Linked DNA regions of Homo sapiens: region 1 is linked to region 2. The links are chromatin loops, found by intact Hi-C in ENCODE. Cell type or tissue: chondrocyte. All regions are shown on one strand. Each heading gives the region's core, and the rest is flanking DNA. Links, peaks and the distances in the headings are about the cores only. Region 1 holds the start of MIR4421 (microRNA 4421). Region 2 overlaps FAF1 (Fas associated factor 1).

Region 1 (9,188 bases), core at 585-8,584, 130 kb after region 2:
TGGGCTTTTCTTTGCTGGAAGGCTTTGATTATTGATTCAATGTTCTTACTTGTTATTGGTTTCTTCAGGCTTTCTATATTTTCTTAATTCAGGGTATATGGTTCTAATCTTCTAAGTTATAGTTTATTGGCATATAATTAAATTGTTCATAATAGTCCCTTATGATTCTTTTTTTTTTTTTTTTTTTGAGACAGTCCCACTCCATCACCAAGGTTGGAATGCAGTGGCATGATCTCAGCTCACTGCAGCCTCCACCTCCTGGGTTCAAGCAATTCTCATGCCTCAGCCTCCCAAGTAGCTGGGATTACAGGCATGTGCCATCACACTCGGCTAATTTGTGTATTTTTAGTAGAGATGGGGTTTCACCATGTTGGCCAGGCTGGTCTCGAACTCCTGACCTCAAGTGATCCACCCTCCCTGGCCTCCCAAAGTGCTGGGATTATAGGCGTAAGCCACTATGCTCAGCCGATTCTTTTTATTTCTGAGGCACTCTTTGCAATGCGTCCTCTCTTATTTCTGGTTTATTTGAGTTTTTTTTCTTTTTTCTCAGTCTAGCAAAGACTGAGATTTTTTGTTGATTTTTTGTTTTCAAAAAACCAACTCTTAGTCTTATGGAATCTTTTCTCTTGCTTATAAAATTCTCTATTTGAGGCCAGGCCTAGTGGCTCATGCCTGTAATCCCAGCAGGAATCAATTCCTGAGGTCAGGAGTTCGAGACCAGCCTGACCAACATGGTGAAACCCCGTCTCTTACTAAGAATACAAAAATTAGCCGGGCATGCTGGTGGGCACCTGTAATCCCAACTACTCAGGAGGCTCAGGCACGAGAATCACTTGAACCCGGGATCATGCCACTGCACTCCAGCCTGTGTGACACAGTGAGACTCTGTCTCAAAAAAATAAACAAATAAATAAATATATTCTCTATTTCTTCTTTGATCTTTATTAATTCCTTTATTCCACTAATTTGGGGCTTAGTTTGCTCTTTTTCTAGTTCTTTGAGGTGTAATATCTTATTTGAGATCTTTCTCCTTCCTCCCTTCCTCCCTCCCTCTCTCCCCTCCCTCCCTCCCTCCCTTCTTTCTTTCTCTTCCTTCCTTCCTTCCTTTCTTTCTTTCTTTCTTTTCTTTCTTTCTTTCTTTTTCTTTCTATTTCTTTCTTTTTGAGACTGAGTCATGCTCTGTCACCCAGGCTGGAGTGCAGTGGCATGATCTTGGCTCACTGCAACCTCTACCTCCCAGGTTCAAGTGATCTCCTGCCTCAGCCTCCCACGTAGCTGGGATTACAGGCACGCACCACCATGCTTGGCTAATTTTTTGTATTTTTAGTAGAGATGAGATTTTGCCATGTTGGCCAGGCTGGTCTCAAACTCCTGACCTCAAGTGATCCTCCCACCTCGGCCTCCCAAAGTGCTGGGATTACAGGCATGAGCCACTGTGCCCGGCCTTCTTTCTTCTTTTAATGTAGGCATTTATCACTATATACTTCCCTTTTAGTACTGCTTTTGCTGCACCCTATAAATTTTGGTATGTTCTACTGTTTTTCTCTTTTTTTTCCCTTTCTTTCTCTCTTTCTTTTCTTTCTTTCTTTTTTTTTTTTTTTTTTTTTTTCTTTGCCCAGGCTAGCCTCAAACTCTTGGTCTCAAGCAATTTTCCCATCTTGGCCTCCCAAAGCAGTGGGATTATAGATGTGAGCCATCATTTCTAGCCTCAAGATACTCTTAAAATTACCCGTTGATTTCCTCTTTGACCCAAGAGTTGTTCAAGAGTTTGTTGTTGAGTTTCTATGTGTTTGTGATTTTTCCTATTTTCTTAAGATTATTGATTTCTACTTTCATCCCTTGTGGTCCAGAAAGATACTTGGAATAATTCCAATCTTCTTAAATTAGGTCACTTGTTTTGTAATCTAACATATGATCTATCCTGGAGAATGTTCCATGTATGCTTGAGAAAAGTGGATAATCTTCTGTTGTTGGGTGCAAATTTCTTTATATATCTGTTAGGATCATTTGTTTTATAGTGTTTTCTGTTTCTTTTTTGATATTCTGTACATTATTATAAGTGGAGTATTGAAATCCTCTACTATTATCATGTTACTGTCAAATTCTGCCTTCAGATCTGTCAACATTTGCTTTATATATTTAGATGCTCTTTGTTCAGTATATACATATTTATAATTGTTACATAATCATGTTGAAATGATCTTTTTATAATTATATCAAGACTTTGTCTCTGCAGGCAGCTTTAAACTAAAATCTGTTTTGTCTAACATAAGTATAGTTACCCTGCGTATCCTTGGTTACCATTTGCGTGAGAAATCTTTTCTCATCTCTTCACTTTTAGTCTATATGTGTCTTTAACTCTAAAATCAGTCTCTTATAAACAACATACCATTGGATCCTGTTCTTTCAAATTACACAGCCACTCTATGCCTTTTAATTGGTGAGTTTAATCCATTTACATTTAAAGTAATTAGTGATAGCTGAGGACTACTATTGCCATTCTGTTAACTGGTTTGTGTCTTTTGCAGTTATATTGCCCCTCTCTTCCTCTCTTATTATATTCGTTTGTTATTTGATGTTTTATAGTGATTGCTTTGATTCTCATCTCTTTATGTTTTCTGTATCTGTTACAGATTTTATTCTTTGTGGTTAACTTGAGGCTTATGAAAAATATCTTGTATTTCTAACCATCTATTTTTAAGTTTATAACTATTTCAATCACATCCAAAACCTTTATACTTTTGGCCAGGCATGGTGGCTCACACCTGTAATCCCAGTGCTTTGGGAGGCTGAGACAGGAGGATTGCTTGAAGTGAGGTGTTTGAGACCAGCCTGTGCAATGTAGTAAGACCTTGTCTCTAAAAAAAACCAAAACCAAAAACCGTTTTACATTTTTACTCCCCACCCCTACACTTTGTGTTCTTGTAGTCAGTTTGTTGCCTTTTATATTGTGTATCCTTTGACAAATTTTTATCTTTTAATTTTTATATTAGGGTTAAAAGTAAGTTAGGCCCCACCATTATAGTTTTATATTAACTATATTTGTCCATATATTTTCCTTTACTCATAATATTTATGCTTTTATATGTTTTCATTATACTATTTAGTGTGTTTTCATTTCAATTTGAAGAAATAACTCTTTTAAACATTTCTTTTACGGCTGGGCTAGTAGTGACAGACTCCCTTTGTTTTTGTTTGTCTAAGGAAGAATTCATCTCCCCTTCATTTTTAAAGGATAATCTTGCCAGATGTAGATTCACGGTAAGTAGTTTTTTTTTTCCAGTTCTTTCAATATATCATCCCATTCTCTTCGGCATGCAAGGTTTCTGATGAGAAAGCCACTGATAGTCTTATGGTGATTCCCTATATGTGATGCATTACTTTTCTCTTGCAGCTTTAAAATTCTTTCAGTGTCCTTTATTTTAGACAATTTGATTAAAATGTACCTTGGTATAGTCTTGAATTGATCCTCTTTGAAAACCTGTAAGCTTCATGAATCTGGATATCCATTTCCCTCTCAAAATTTGAGAAGTTTTCAGCCATTACTTCTTTATTTTATTTTATTATCATTATTATTATTATAATTTTTTGAGAAGTAGTCTTGCTCTGTCACCCAGGCTGGAGTACAGTGGCACAATCTCAGTTCATTGCAACGTCTGCCTCCCAAGTTCAAGTCATTCTCCTGCCTCAGCCTCCCGAGTAGCTGGAATTACAGGCACCTGCCACCACACCTGGCTAATTTTTGTAGTTTAAGTAGAGACAAGGTTTCACCATGTTGGCCAAGCTGGTCTTTAACTCCTGACCTCAGGTGATCCACCTGCCTCGACCTCCCAAAGTGCTGGGATTACAGGCATGAGCCACTGCACCTAACCCATTATTTCTTTAAAAAAGCTTTTTACCTCTTTCTCTTGCTTTTCTTCTTCTAGTACTCTCATTATGCACATATTGGTTTGCTTGATGGTGTCCCATAAGTCCTATAAATTTTCTTCACTCTTTTTCATTCTTTTTTCTCCTCTGACTGGATAATTTCAAATAACCTGTCTTCAAGGGCACAAATTCTTTCTTCTGCTCAATAAAGTCTATTTTTGAAGTTCTCTATTGTGTTTTTAATATCAGTCATTAGGTTTTTTGGTTCCAGAATTTCTTTCTTTTTCTTTTTTTTTTTTTTTTCTTTTTTTGAGTTGGAGTCTCATTCTGTCACCCAGGCTGGAGTGCAGTGGCATGACCTCAGCTCACTGCAACCTCTGCCTCCCAGGTTCAAGTGATTCTCCTGTCTCAGTCTCCTGAGTAGCTGGGATTACAGGTGCACACCACCATGCCCAGCTAATTTTTTGTATTTTAGTAGATATGGGGTTTCACTGTGTTGCCCAGGCTGGTCTCAAACTCCTGAGCTCAGGCAATCCGCCTACCTTGGCCTCCCAAAGTGCTAGGATTACAGGTGTGAGCCACCACTCCCAGCCTGGTTCTTTTTTATAAGTTCTACCTTCCTGTTGAACTTCTTGTATTGTTCATGTATTCTTTCTCTGTTTTCAGATGAAATCAGACATGTTCGAGGTGGTATGGCCGTAGACTCTTTTTCTGTTTTCACTGAGTTGTCCAACTGTGTTCTCCTATTGCATGCTGAACTTCTTTAAAAACAATTATTTCTAATTGTTTGGAAGGCAATTTATAGATATCCATTTCTTTGGGGTTGGTTATTGGAAAATTATTGTGTTCCTTTGGTGGTGTCCTGTTTCTTTGATTTCGTGTGTGCGTATTTCTTGTAGCCTTGGGCTGTTTCTTTGCATATTTCATGGAGGAGTAACTTCTAGAGCATATGAACTGGCTTCATGGAGGAAGACTGTCACCTACAGGTTGGTGCAAGTGATGGCAGCAGTGGCCTGTCTGGAGTAGCCACTGTGAAGATGCCGGCTTCAGCAGGGGAAGCACAACTGGGGCTGCACACTCTGCTGAGCCCACGGGTGCCGGGAACAGGTGGGAGCCCCACCCCCTAACAAGTCAGTGGAGCAGGAGCCACATGCTCCCAGGCACAGCTGCAGCTTCTCAGCTGTAGCCACAGACCCAGGCATCCCTGAGGTCTCAGGGGCCCCGGAAGCCCTTTGTTCCCGTAGGCTTGAAAGTGCCTGCTCCCACTGCCTGGCCTCTCCCTGCTCCTGGCCCCCACTCTGGGGCAGAGCAAAGTTGTGGCAGAGCCCAGGCACTGTTGTGACCCAGCTGGGTACCCAAGCACTCAGGGCAGTGCTGACATGCCAGCCCCCTGCTGTCTCAGGCCATCCAGACTTTGGGAACTGAAGAGCACAAGAGGGAGACCAAGGGGTTGCTCAGGGTGGCTCAGTGTGGGCCTGTAGGCAAACCTCAGCATGAACAGCCTGGGCGGCATGGACAACATGTTGATGGTGACAGGAGGCAGACAGGCTCCTGGGCAGAAAGGGGCAGGTTCCCAGTGAAACGCAACCTTCAAGCCATGGATGGCATGAAGCCTGGGGGCTGGGCTGTCAGCTCCAGGTGGAGTCTGCGGCCTGGAGTGAGAACTTATGGTGCTTTTTCCAGGCCCGCCCATGGCCACCCATGGGCCAATCAGAACACACTTCTTCCTTTCTGAGCCCATAAAAACTATGTTACCTAGCTAGACTCATACAGATGTCAGGACTACCAGCTGCAGGAAGGAGCTACCCACTTCAGGTCTCCTCTACTTGTCAGTATGACCTGCCTGTGGAAAAGAGCTACTCACTCTGGGTCTCCTTTCTGCTGAGAGTTGAACACTTGTTGGGACAACCTGTCTGTGGAAAGGAGCTACCTACTCTGGGTTTCCTCTCCCCTGAGAGCTGGACACTCATCTGGACAACCTGCCTGCAGCTAGGAGCTACCTTCTCTGGGTCTCTTCTCTGCTGAGGGCTGCACTCGTCAGGACTACCTGCCTGCAGAAAGGAGCTATCCACTCCAGGTGTCCTTTCTTCTGAGAGCTGGACACTTGTTGGGATGACCTGCCTGCAGGTAGGAGCTGCCCACTCTGGTCTCCTCTCTGCTGAGGGATGCACTCGTCAGGACTAACTGCCTATGGAAAGGAGCTACCCACTCCAGGTCTCCTCTCCCCAGAGAGCTGGACACTTGTCAGGATGACCTGCCTGTGAAATGGAGCTACCCAATCTGGGGCTCCTCTCTACTGAGGGCTGAACTAGTTGGGATGACCTGCCTGTGGAAAGGAGCTACCAACTCCAGGTCTCCCAAGAGCTGTTCTGTCACTCTTTTGCTCAAGAAAGTTCCTTTCTGCCTTGCTCACCCTCCAGTTTTCTGCATACCTCATTCTTCCTGGACACAGGACAAAAATTCAGGACCTGTTGAATGGTGGGACTGAAAGTGCTATAACACAAACAGAGCTAAAACACCTGCCTCCACCCCACTCGTCACACTGCAGGCAATGAGAAGGAGAGAAGAGCTGCAGCCCTTCAGGGAGCTCAGATGCACAGGCTCCCCCAGCCAGGGCTGTGACACCCTCTTTGGGGCTCTGTGGTTTCTAGTGTCTTGGAGCTTCCAAGTGCCACCATGTTCCCCTTGTCCAGATGTGAGTGCCCAGAGCAGAAGCCACTTATAGTGCATCTGATCCAGCCACAGGCTTGAACAGAGCCAGCACCTGTGGTGGCACCTGGAACTGCCCACCCCACCACAGCAGCCAATGCTTGGCTGTGTGCAGCAGCCAGACCCCATGCTTGCTTACTTGTGCACCCCTCTCCTCTCCATGCCTGGATCATTCTTTGAAGGTGTGGGAGCCAGGCCAGTAGCATGAGCTGAGTGCAGCCTGCCAGGCCGAGTGGGTGGAACAAGCCCAGCAGGCTTGAGCAAAACTCTGGCAAAGGCACCACTGGCCACAGAGGTTTCCAACTGGAAAAGTGACACCTGGAGGATGCCATGACACAAGGATTCTGACTGATGGGTATGCAGCCCTTGGTACAACACTGAATATAAATGGTAAGAGTGAACGTCCTTGTCTTATTCCTGATCTTAGGTGGTACTATGGTTTGAATATGATTTGTTTGGCCCTGCCAAGTCTCATGTTGAAATCTGATCCCCAGTGTTAAAGATGGGGCCTGGTAGGAGTGTTTGGGTTGTGGGGGTGGATCCTTCATGAATAGCTCTGTACCATTCTCACGAGAGTGAGTTCTTACTTTTAGTTCCCACAAGAACTGGTTGTTGAAAAAAGCCTGGTACCTCCTCTAGTCTCTCTCTTGCTTCCTCTCTCACCATATGATATGCATATACCAGCTCCTCTTCACTTTCTGCCATAAGTGGAATCAGCCTGGAGCCTTCACTAGAAGCAGATGCCAATGCCATGATTCTTGTGCAGCCTGCAGAACCGTGAGACAAATGAACCTCTTTTCTTCATGAATTACCCAGCCTCAGGTATGCCTTTATATTAATAGTAACACAGACTAAGATGGGATAATTTTTTCAAGCCTTTCACCACAAAGTGACATTAGCAGTGTGTTTTCATAGATGCCCTTTATCAGGCTGAGGAAGTTTCCTTCTATTCCAGGTTTCTTGTTTGTTTTTTTAATCATTAAAGTGTGTTGAATTTTCTCAAGTGCTTTTTCATATCTATGACATGACTGTTTGGCTTTTGTCCATTATTCTATTAATATGATATATGATAATGTATGCTGAGCCTGTATTCATGGAATAAATTCCACTTTGTCATGGTCCATAAATATTTTTATATGGAGCTGGAATCATTCTGATAGTCTATATTCATAACAATAGTTTATATTCATAAAGTTACTGGAAAGAATTTGGCTGTTAATCTTATCAAGAATACCTCAGAGATGATGAGCTGCTTCTGTCTTTCTGCTTTCAATATACTCTCTGTGCCCTTGGTTTTCCAGTTGGTTATGTTGTGTATAGGTGTGCATCTCTTTGCATTTATACTACAGTATAACCTTGAACAACATGAGGGGTTGGGGTGCCGACCCCACTAGTCAAACATCCACATATACATACCTGTGAGAAGAGGGTAGAAAAAAAATCCACATACAACTTTTGACTTCCCAAAAACTTAACTACCAATAGTCTACTATTGGCCAGAATGTTACTGACAACATAAACAGCTGATTAACACTTTTTTTAATGTTATAAGTATCATATACTGTATTTTTACCATTAAGCCAGCCAGAGAAAAGAAAATAATAAGGAAAATATATTTACTATTCATTAAGTGGGTAATCAGAAAGGAATTCATCCCCTCTGTTTTCACATTGAGTAGGCTAAAGAGGAGAAGGAAAAAGAGGGGTTGGTCTTGCCATCTCAGGGATGGCAGAGGTGAGTAAAAGTTCCATATAAGTGGACCTGAACAGCTCAAACCCATGTTGTTCAAGGGTCAACTATACTTGGAGTCTGTTGAGTTTCTTTGATGTATAGATTAATGTTTTTCATCAAACGCTGGCAGTTTTTGGCCATTATTTTGTCAAGCATATTTTTTGCTCCTTTTTCTCTCTTCCGAGACTACCATTATGCATAGATTGGCATGCTTGATGGTATCCTATAGATCTGCAAGGTTCTCTTCATCTTTGTTAATCTTTTTTTCTTTCTCTTTCTCAGACCAGATTTTCTCAATTGGTTTATCTTCAGGTTCACTGATTCTTTTTCAAATATGCTCTTGAAACCCTCTAGTGAATTTTTTTGTTTCAGTACTTTTTGACTCTAGAATTTCTATTTGGTTGTTTTATTTAAAAAGAAATTATTTAAATGTCTATCTCTTTATTGATATTCTCTCTTAAGTTTTATATCATTTTCATACTTTCCTTTGGTTCTTTATACATAGTTTCCTTTAGTTCTTCAAACATTTAATATCGCTGATTTAACAACTTGGCCTTGTAAGTTTAGCATCAAGGCTTTCTGAGGGACAGTTTCTATTAACTGCTTTTTTTTTCCCAATATATGGGCCCTACTTTGAGTCTCATAATTTCCTGTTGAAAATAGTCATTTTACATAATATAATGTAACAACTATGGAAATCAGACTCTCTCCCATCCCAGGGTTTATTAATATTGCTGGTTGTTTATTTGTTTTGTTTGTTGTTGTTGCTGTTTCTTAGTAACTTTCCTGGACTAATTCTATAAAGTCTCTATCCTTTTTCAAGTGTGGTCACTGAAGTATCTGCTCAGTTTGCTTAGTCATCAGCTAAGAATTGCAGAAAT
Region 2 (8,000 bases), core at 1-8,000:
GTTCAAGAGTTCAAGACCAGCCTGGCCAACATGATGAAACCCTGTCTCTCCAAAAAATACAAAAATTAGCTGGGTGTGGTGTTGGGCACCTGTAATCTCAGCTACTCGGAAGGCTAAGGCAGGTGAATTACTTGAACCCAGGAGGCGGAGGCTGCAGTGAGCTGAGATCGTGCCATTGCACTCCAGCCTGGGTGACAAGAATGAAACTCCATCTCAAAAAACATAACAAAACAAAACAGATACATAGACCAACAGAACAGAGAACCTTGAAATTAAAAATATTAATAAATCCACATATTTTTAGCCAACTGATACTCAGCAAAAGTGCTAAGAATACACATTGGGAAAACAACAGTCTCTTCAATAAATGGTGCTAAGAAAAATGGATAGTCATATGCAGAGGAATGAAACTAGACCCCTATCTATCACTACATACAAAAATTAACTCAAAATGGATTAAAGACTTAAATGTAAGACTCAAAACTATAAAACTGCTGGGTGGAATCACGTCAGGACAAAAACACAGACAACAAGAATAGACAAATGGGACTGTACTAAACTAAAAGGCTTCTCCACGGTAAAAGAAACAATCAACACAGTTAAGAGATAACCTGTAGATAGGAAAATACTTACAAATCGTTTGACTAACAAAGAACTAACAACCAGAATATACAAGGAATTCAAACTTAGCACCAAAAAAAAAAAAATCCCACTACTACAAAGTGGGTCAAAGATCTGAACAGACATTTCTCAAACGAAGACATAGAAATGGCCAACAAATATTATCTCACCCCGCTCAGAATGGCTATTATCAAAGACAAAAAATTACAAATGCTGGCAAGGATGCAGAGAAAAGGGAACTCATACACTGTTGGTGGGAATATAAATTAGTATAGTCACTATAAAAAACAGTGTTGCACTTTCTCAAAAAACTAAAAATAGAACTACTATATGATACAGCAATCACACTACTGGGTATTTATCCAAAGGAAAGGAAATCAACATCAAAAGGATACCTATACATCCATGTTTATTGCAGCACTATTCATAATAGCCCAGATATGGAGTCAGCCTAAATGTCCATCAACAGGCAAATGGATAAAGAAAAATGTGGTTTATATACACAATAGAATACTATTCCTCCATGAAAAAGAATGGAATTGGGCCAGATGTAGTGTGCCTCATGCACGTAATCCCAGTGATTTGGGAGGCTGAGGCAGGAGGGTCGCTTAAGGCCAGGAGTTGAAGACCAGGCTGGGTAACATAGCAATACCCCATCTCTATAAAAAGTAAAACAAGTTAGCCAGATGTGGTGATACATGCTTGTAATCCCAGTTACTCGGGAGACTGAGGGGGGAGGATCGCTTAAGCCCCAGAGTTTAACATTACTGAAGCATATGATCACACTACTGCACTCCAGCCTGGGCAACAGAAAGATCCTGTCTCTAAACATAAAAAACAAACAAACAAACAAAACTACAAAGAAAAATAATGAAATCCTATCACTTGCAGCAACATGGATAAGCCTGGAGGATACTATGTTAAACTAAATAAGGCACAGAAAGATAAATACATGCTCTCAGTCATATGTAGGAGCTAAAAAGAATTCTGAGCTCATGGAATTAGAGTATACAACTGTAGATATTGGAGACTGGGAAGGGCAGTGAGAGGGAGAATGGGGAGAACCTGGTTAACATATAAAATTACAGCTAGATAGGAGGAATGAGTTCTGGTGTTCTACAGCGCTGTGGGGTGACATGGTTAACTATAATTTATTGTATATTTTCAAAAAGATAAAAAAGCAGACTTTAAATGTTCTCAACAAAAAAAAAAAGTTTAAGGTGAAGGATATGCTAATTACTCTGATTTGATCACTACACATTGCATATTCTTATGAAAACATCAGTTGTATCCCATAAGTATACACAATTATTACATGTAAACTAAAAATACAAGGGAAAAAATTACCGTATGATCCAGTAACTGCACTTGTGGTTATGTACCCAAAAGACTTTTAAGGAAGCAAGGAGTCAAGACATATTTATCCACCCATGTTCATAGTACCATTGTTGACAATATCCAAAATGTATAAACAACTCAAATGTCCATCCATAAATAAAGAACATGTAGTATGTTCACACAACAGAGTATTGTTGCTCCTTAAAAAGGCAAGAAATTCTGACACATGCTATAAAACGGATGTAACTTAAAAATACTATGTTAAGTGAAACAAGCCAGACATAAAAGAACAAACACTAAATAATTCCACGTCTATAAGTACTCAAACTCACAGAAGCAGAAAGGGGAATGGGGAGTTAATGTTTAGAAGCAGAAAGGGGAATAGGGAGTTAACGTTTAATCAATAGAGTTTGGGAAGATGAAAACGTTCTAGAGATGAGTGGTGGTGATGCCACATAACAATGTGAGGGTACTTAATACCACTGAACTGTATGTTTAAAATGGCAAAAAGGGTAAATTTTATGTTATGTATATTTTACCAGAATTTTTTTTTTAAAGCTTACTGCATGGGGACCAAGCGTGGTGGCTCACACCTGTAATCCCAGCACTTTGGGAGGCCGAGGCGGGTGGGTCACTTGAGGTCAGGAGTTCGAGACCAGCCTAGCCAACATGTTGAAACCCCGTTTCTACTAAAATGACAAAAAATGAGCCGGGCATGGTGGCATGTGCCTGTAGTCCCAGCTACTTGGGAGGCTGAGGTTGCAGTGAGCCAAGATGGCACTCTGCCTGGGCGGCAGAGTGAGACCCTGTCTCCAAAAAAAATAAAAGCTTACTGTGTGGTTTCATATACATAAAGTTTTAAAACTGGCAAAACTAACATATGTGTAATGTCAGAAGTCAATGTACTAAGTTATGCTGAAAGGTGAGGGGTAATTGAATGGAAGAAGGAGGCTTCTGGAACTCTGATTATATTCTTCTTTTTCATTTGTTTAAACAAATTTTTTTTCTTACAATTCTGAGACTAGAAATCCAATATCAAGGTGTCAGCAGTTTGCGTGTCTTCTGGGGCCTCTCTTCTTGGCTTGTTGATGGCTGTCTCCTCCCTGTGTTCACATTGTTCTTCCTTGTGTCTCTATGTGCCCTAATCTCCTCTTTTTCTTTTTTCTACTCGTTACATATTCTGTTCTTTTAACCAAAGAGTTGTTTATATGGATGTGTTCATGTTGTGCAAATTCAAACTATACTGTTAGGATTTGTGTTCTTTGCTGAGTATTATGCCCTCATAAAGTTTAGAATTTTCATTTGCTTCAGTTAATGACAGACTGTGATTTTGCTGAGGTGAGGATCTGGATGATGTTCACAGCCAGACTGGTTTTCAGGAACAAGTCACCTGCCTAGTAAGTGAGCCCTGCTTGAGTCCAACATCCATGCTATGGTGCACTTTTACTGCATGCTCTCTGTCTTTGGCACACAGACGACAATTTTTCTGAAATGGCAAAAATATTGGTTCTATTTCAAAAGTGGCCTCAAAATGAAAGTCAACTTCTACTATAAATAATAGAATGGAAAAGTCTAAGAAAGTAATATGAAAGTCTCTTGAGTATATGGAGAAAAGAACGTCAAGAATCTATACCTTTGTTTAAAAGATTTATTCTACATGTCAAAGCATTTCCAAAGCCCAGCTGCTTTTAGTCTCAGCGGCATTAATTCTTTAGAATAAAAATATCACACTTAAAAGAAAATAGGTGTTCTGTATTTAAAAACTGAGGAAGGCGGCCAGGCGCAGTGGCTCATGCCTGTAATCCCAGCACTTTGGGAGATCAAGGTGGGCGGATCACAAGGTCAAGAGTTCGAGACCAGCCTGGCCAACATAGTGAAACCCCATCTCTACTAAAAATACAAAGTATCAGCCGAGCATGATGGCGGGCGCCTGTAATCCCAACTACTCGAGAGGCTGAGGCAAGAGAATCGCTTGAACCTGGGAGGTGGAGGTTGCACTGAACCGAAATCACGCCATTGGACTCCAGCCCAGGCAACAGTGCGAGACTCCACCTCAAAAAAAAAAAAAAAAAAAACTAGGGAAGGCTGGCCAGGCACAGTGGCGCATGCCTGTAATCCCAGCACTTTGGGAGGCTAAGCTGAGCTCAGGGGATCGAGACCAGCCTGGCCAACACGGTGAAACCCCATCTCTATTAAACATCCAAAGAAATACCCAGGCATGGTGGCGTGCATCTGTGGTGCCAGCTGCATGGGAGGATTGCTTGAGCTCAGGAGGCACAGGTTGCAGTGAGCCAAGATCATACCACTGTACCCCAGCCTGGGTGACATAGCAAGACACTGTCTCAAAAAAAAAAAAAAAAAAGAAAGAAAAGAAAAAAAAACTGGGAAGGCTAGCAAAATGATTCTTTTTTTAATCAAAATAAAAAATGTTTTGAATTATTAGGAAATGATGTGTTTAATAATACTCTCAAAGTATATCCCACAATATTTAATAGAGTTTTATTAACAGAATTAAAACAGAAAGTTCTTTCATCATTCATACAATTTATACATAGGAAAGCAGAAGGAGTGGGCTCCCAAAACAGTGCTATTTAAGTTCTACATTGAGTACTAGTATATAAATTTTATCCTGGATAGTTTTAAAAAATGATACTTGAGCAAGAATTAATGCATGTTTTATGAATATATGTGAACTAAAAGATCTTTGGTTGATAAAATTGTATTCAGATCCCTTCAAAAAAATAAAAATTTCCCTAAATTTTACACACTGTTTATATTATATCTTTTGGTAACAAAAACTAGAGAATAGATTCATTGTAAGAGCTTACATTATCTTTTCTATCCACAAGAGGGAGCAAACATTTAACACATCTTGGGAATTTCATTACATGCTAGTTTTCACACAAGACTTTCAGGAAATAATAAAACTGCCAAAAATATTCATTGAATGTCTATCATGTGCCAGGCATAGTGTTAGGGTCTGGAAATATAGTGGGAAAAAGATGTGGCTCCTGCCCCCACGATTCACAATTATTCAGGTAACAAAGTACATCTAAAGATTTATAAGATTATTTAAAGGAACACAAACCATACTTAGCTTTTTTATAATTATTATAAGCTATAACTTATAAGTATTCTGTCTTACCAGAAGCTACAAATATAATGTAACGCTATACAAATTGTCAGTAATTTACAGTCTACAACTCTTAAAAAGCAAATAACATATATTAGGCAATTTATCGCATAAAGAATTAAGCACCAAGATGCAAATACCTTCTTTTTTCCAAGTAGACTCCAATGATCTATGCCACTCATTTTTTTCATTTAGCTTAACCAAAATGTTAGCAAATTAACATTTATTTAGGGTAATCTGGGGGTGTAGTTAACAAAGCATTTCAAGAGAGGGATATCTTTGAAATGTACTGATAAGTAGTAAAATCATAATGCCAAAGTGGGAAATTCTCAATTACAGCCTGTTAATGACATTTTAATACATCTTGGTTCTTTTGTTTTAAAGAAGAATGGATTCCAAAAGGGCATAATGAGCTAAGCAGGTGACCTCAGGAGAGTTCTTCCAAGTAGGTGTGTTTATACAGCAGCAAAGTTTAGGGTACAGTACTATTCAGGAAGGTATATTGGCAGGAAACAATGTGTAGTGGAAAAAAAGCTCTGACTCAAAGCACAACTAGCTTCAAATGCAGTTTTACCATTTAACTAGCCCTGTGACTTTAGTTATTAACCTCTCTGAGTCTCAGTGTTCTCACTCATACAATGGTAATAACAACAATCTTGCAAAGCTGCTGTAAGGATTAATAATAATGCAGGTGGCCAGGCACAGTGGCTCAAGCCTGTAATCCCAGCACTTTGGGAGGCCAAGGCGGGTGGATCACGAGGTCAGGAGATCGAGACCATCCTGGCTAACACAGTGAAACCCCGTCTCTACTAAAAATACAAAAAATTAGCCAGGCATGGTGGCGGGTGCCTGTAGTCCCAGCTACTCGGGAGGTGGAGCTTGCAATGAGCCGAGATCGTGCCACTGCACTCCAGCCTGGGAGACAGCAAGACTCCGTCTCAAAAAAGAAAAAAAAGTAGGTAAAGCACCAAATAGCCCAATTTTACAATAAGAAAACTAAAGAAGGCAATATAACTTAACTAGGGTTAGAAAGCAGAAAAACTGTGTGCCAGAACTTCTTTATTTTTAGTAATACTCCTTAACTTGAAGTCTTAGTCTAACATTATTAATTAATTACAGCAGATTTGTTATGATTAGTGTCTACATGATATATTGTTTGTCCATCCTTTTATTTACAACCTAGAGAAGCATCTTTATATTCCAGATGCTTCTCTTATACGAAATATAGATCAATATTTAATTTTCATCCAACCTGATGGTCTCTACCTTTTGATTACTATTTACCCTATTTACATTTAATGTAATTACTGATATGGCAGTAGTTTACTGTAAGTTTACTATCTTGGTTCTCAGTTTACTATCTTGGTTCTTTTATTTTGTTTTCAATCTGTTCCAATTGTTTTTCTTATTGTTATAGTTTCTTATCTGCATTGTTTATACTTTCTTATTGTTATACTTTCTTATCTGCATTCTTTAGGGTTGAGCATATGTATTAGTTTGTTTTCACGCTGCTGATAAAGACACACCCAAAACTGGAAACAAAAAGAGGTTTAATTGGACTTACAGTTCCACATAGCTGGGGAAGCCTCAGAATCATGACAGGAGGTGAAAGGCACTTCTTACATGGTGGCAGTGAGAGAAAAATGAGGAAGAAGCAAAAGCAGAAATCCCTGATAAACCTATCAGATCTCAAGAGACTTATTCACTATCACAAGAATAGCACGTGGGTGGGCGCAGTGACTCACACCTGTAATCCCAGCACTTTAGGAGGCTGAGGCGGGTGGATCACGAGATCAGCAGGTTGAGACCATCCTAGCTAACACAGTGAAACCCCATCTCTACTAAAAATACAACAACAACAAAAAAATTAGCCAGGCATAGAGGCAGGCGCCTGTAGTCCCAGCTACTCAGGAGGCTGAAGCAGAATGGCGTGAACCAGGGAGGCAGAGCTTGAAGTAAGCCGAGATCGTGCCACTGCACTCCAGCCTGGGTGACAGAGCAAGACTCTGTCTCAAAAATAAATAAATAAATAATAATAATAATAATAATAATAATAATAATAATAATAGCACATGAAAGACTGACTCCCATGATTCAATTACCTCCCCCCAGGTCCCTCCCACAACATGTGGCAATTCTGGGAATAATAATAATAATAATAGCACATGAAAGACTGACTCCCATGATTCAATTACCTCCCCCCGGGTCCCTCCCACAACATGTGGCAATTCTGGGAGACGAAAATTCAAGTTGAGATTTGGATGGGGACACAGCCAACCATATCATTCCACCCATGGCCCCTCCAAATCTCATGTCCTCACATGTCAAAACCAATCATGCCTTCCCAATAGTCCCCCAAAGCCGTAACTCATTTCAGCATTAACCCAAAAGTCCACAGTCCAAAGTCTCATCTGAGACAAGGCAAGTCCCTTCCACCTATGAGCCTCTAAAATCAAAAGCAAGCTAGTTATTTCCCAGATAAAATGAGGGTACAGGTATTGGGTAAACACAGCCATTCTACATGGGAGAAATTAGCCAAAACAAAGGGGTTACAGGGCCCATTCAAGTGTGAAATCCAGCGGGGCAGTTAAATTTTAAAGCGCCAAAATGATCTCCTTTGACTCCAGGTCTCACATTCAGGTCACACGGATGCAAAAGGTGGGTTCCCATGGTCTTGGGCAGCTCCGCGCCTGTGGCTTTGCAGGGTACAGCCTCCCTTCTAGGTGCTTTCACAGGCTGGCACTGAGTGTCTGCAGCTTTTCCAGGCACAGGGTGAAGCTGTTGGTGGATCTGCCATTCTGGGATCTGGAGGATGGTGGCCCTCTTCTCACAGCTCCACTAGGCAGTGACCTAGCAGGGACTCTGTGTGGAGGCTCTGACCCCACATTTCCCTTCCCCACTGCCCTAG

The links. A loop is a pair of places that touch in the nucleus more often than their neighbours do. Peaks named below come from ENCODE experiments on the same cell type or tissue, not always from the same donor. Only the 100,000 strongest peaks of a DNase experiment are listed, where the experiment ranks them.
Region 1: it touches region 2 in a loop (2.3-fold over the local background); 6 of 110 quality-filtered maps call a loop at or near these places.

What each region holds. Positions count from the first base shown.
Region 1 is chr1:51,054,105-51,063,292 of GRCh38, forward strand. It overlaps MIR4421 (microRNA 4421), which reads left to right and starts at 5,733; the gene lies at 5,733-5,801. MIR6500 (microRNA 6500) reads left to right here and starts at 5,914; the gene lies at 5,914-5,999. In chondrocyte, for the core only: CTCF peaks have their summits at 4,832 and 5,032; DNase peaks (open chromatin) are centred at 5,018 and 5,406.
Region 2 is chr1:50,924,769-50,932,768 of GRCh38, forward strand. All of the region lies in intron 1 of FAF1 (Fas associated factor 1), which reads right to left. Among named protein-coding and RNA genes, the nearest start is that of FAF1, 31 kb to the right of the region's middle. In chondrocyte, for the core only: CTCF peaks have their summits at 4,801 (motif pointing right) and 5,018; no DNase peak of the experiment used is centred there.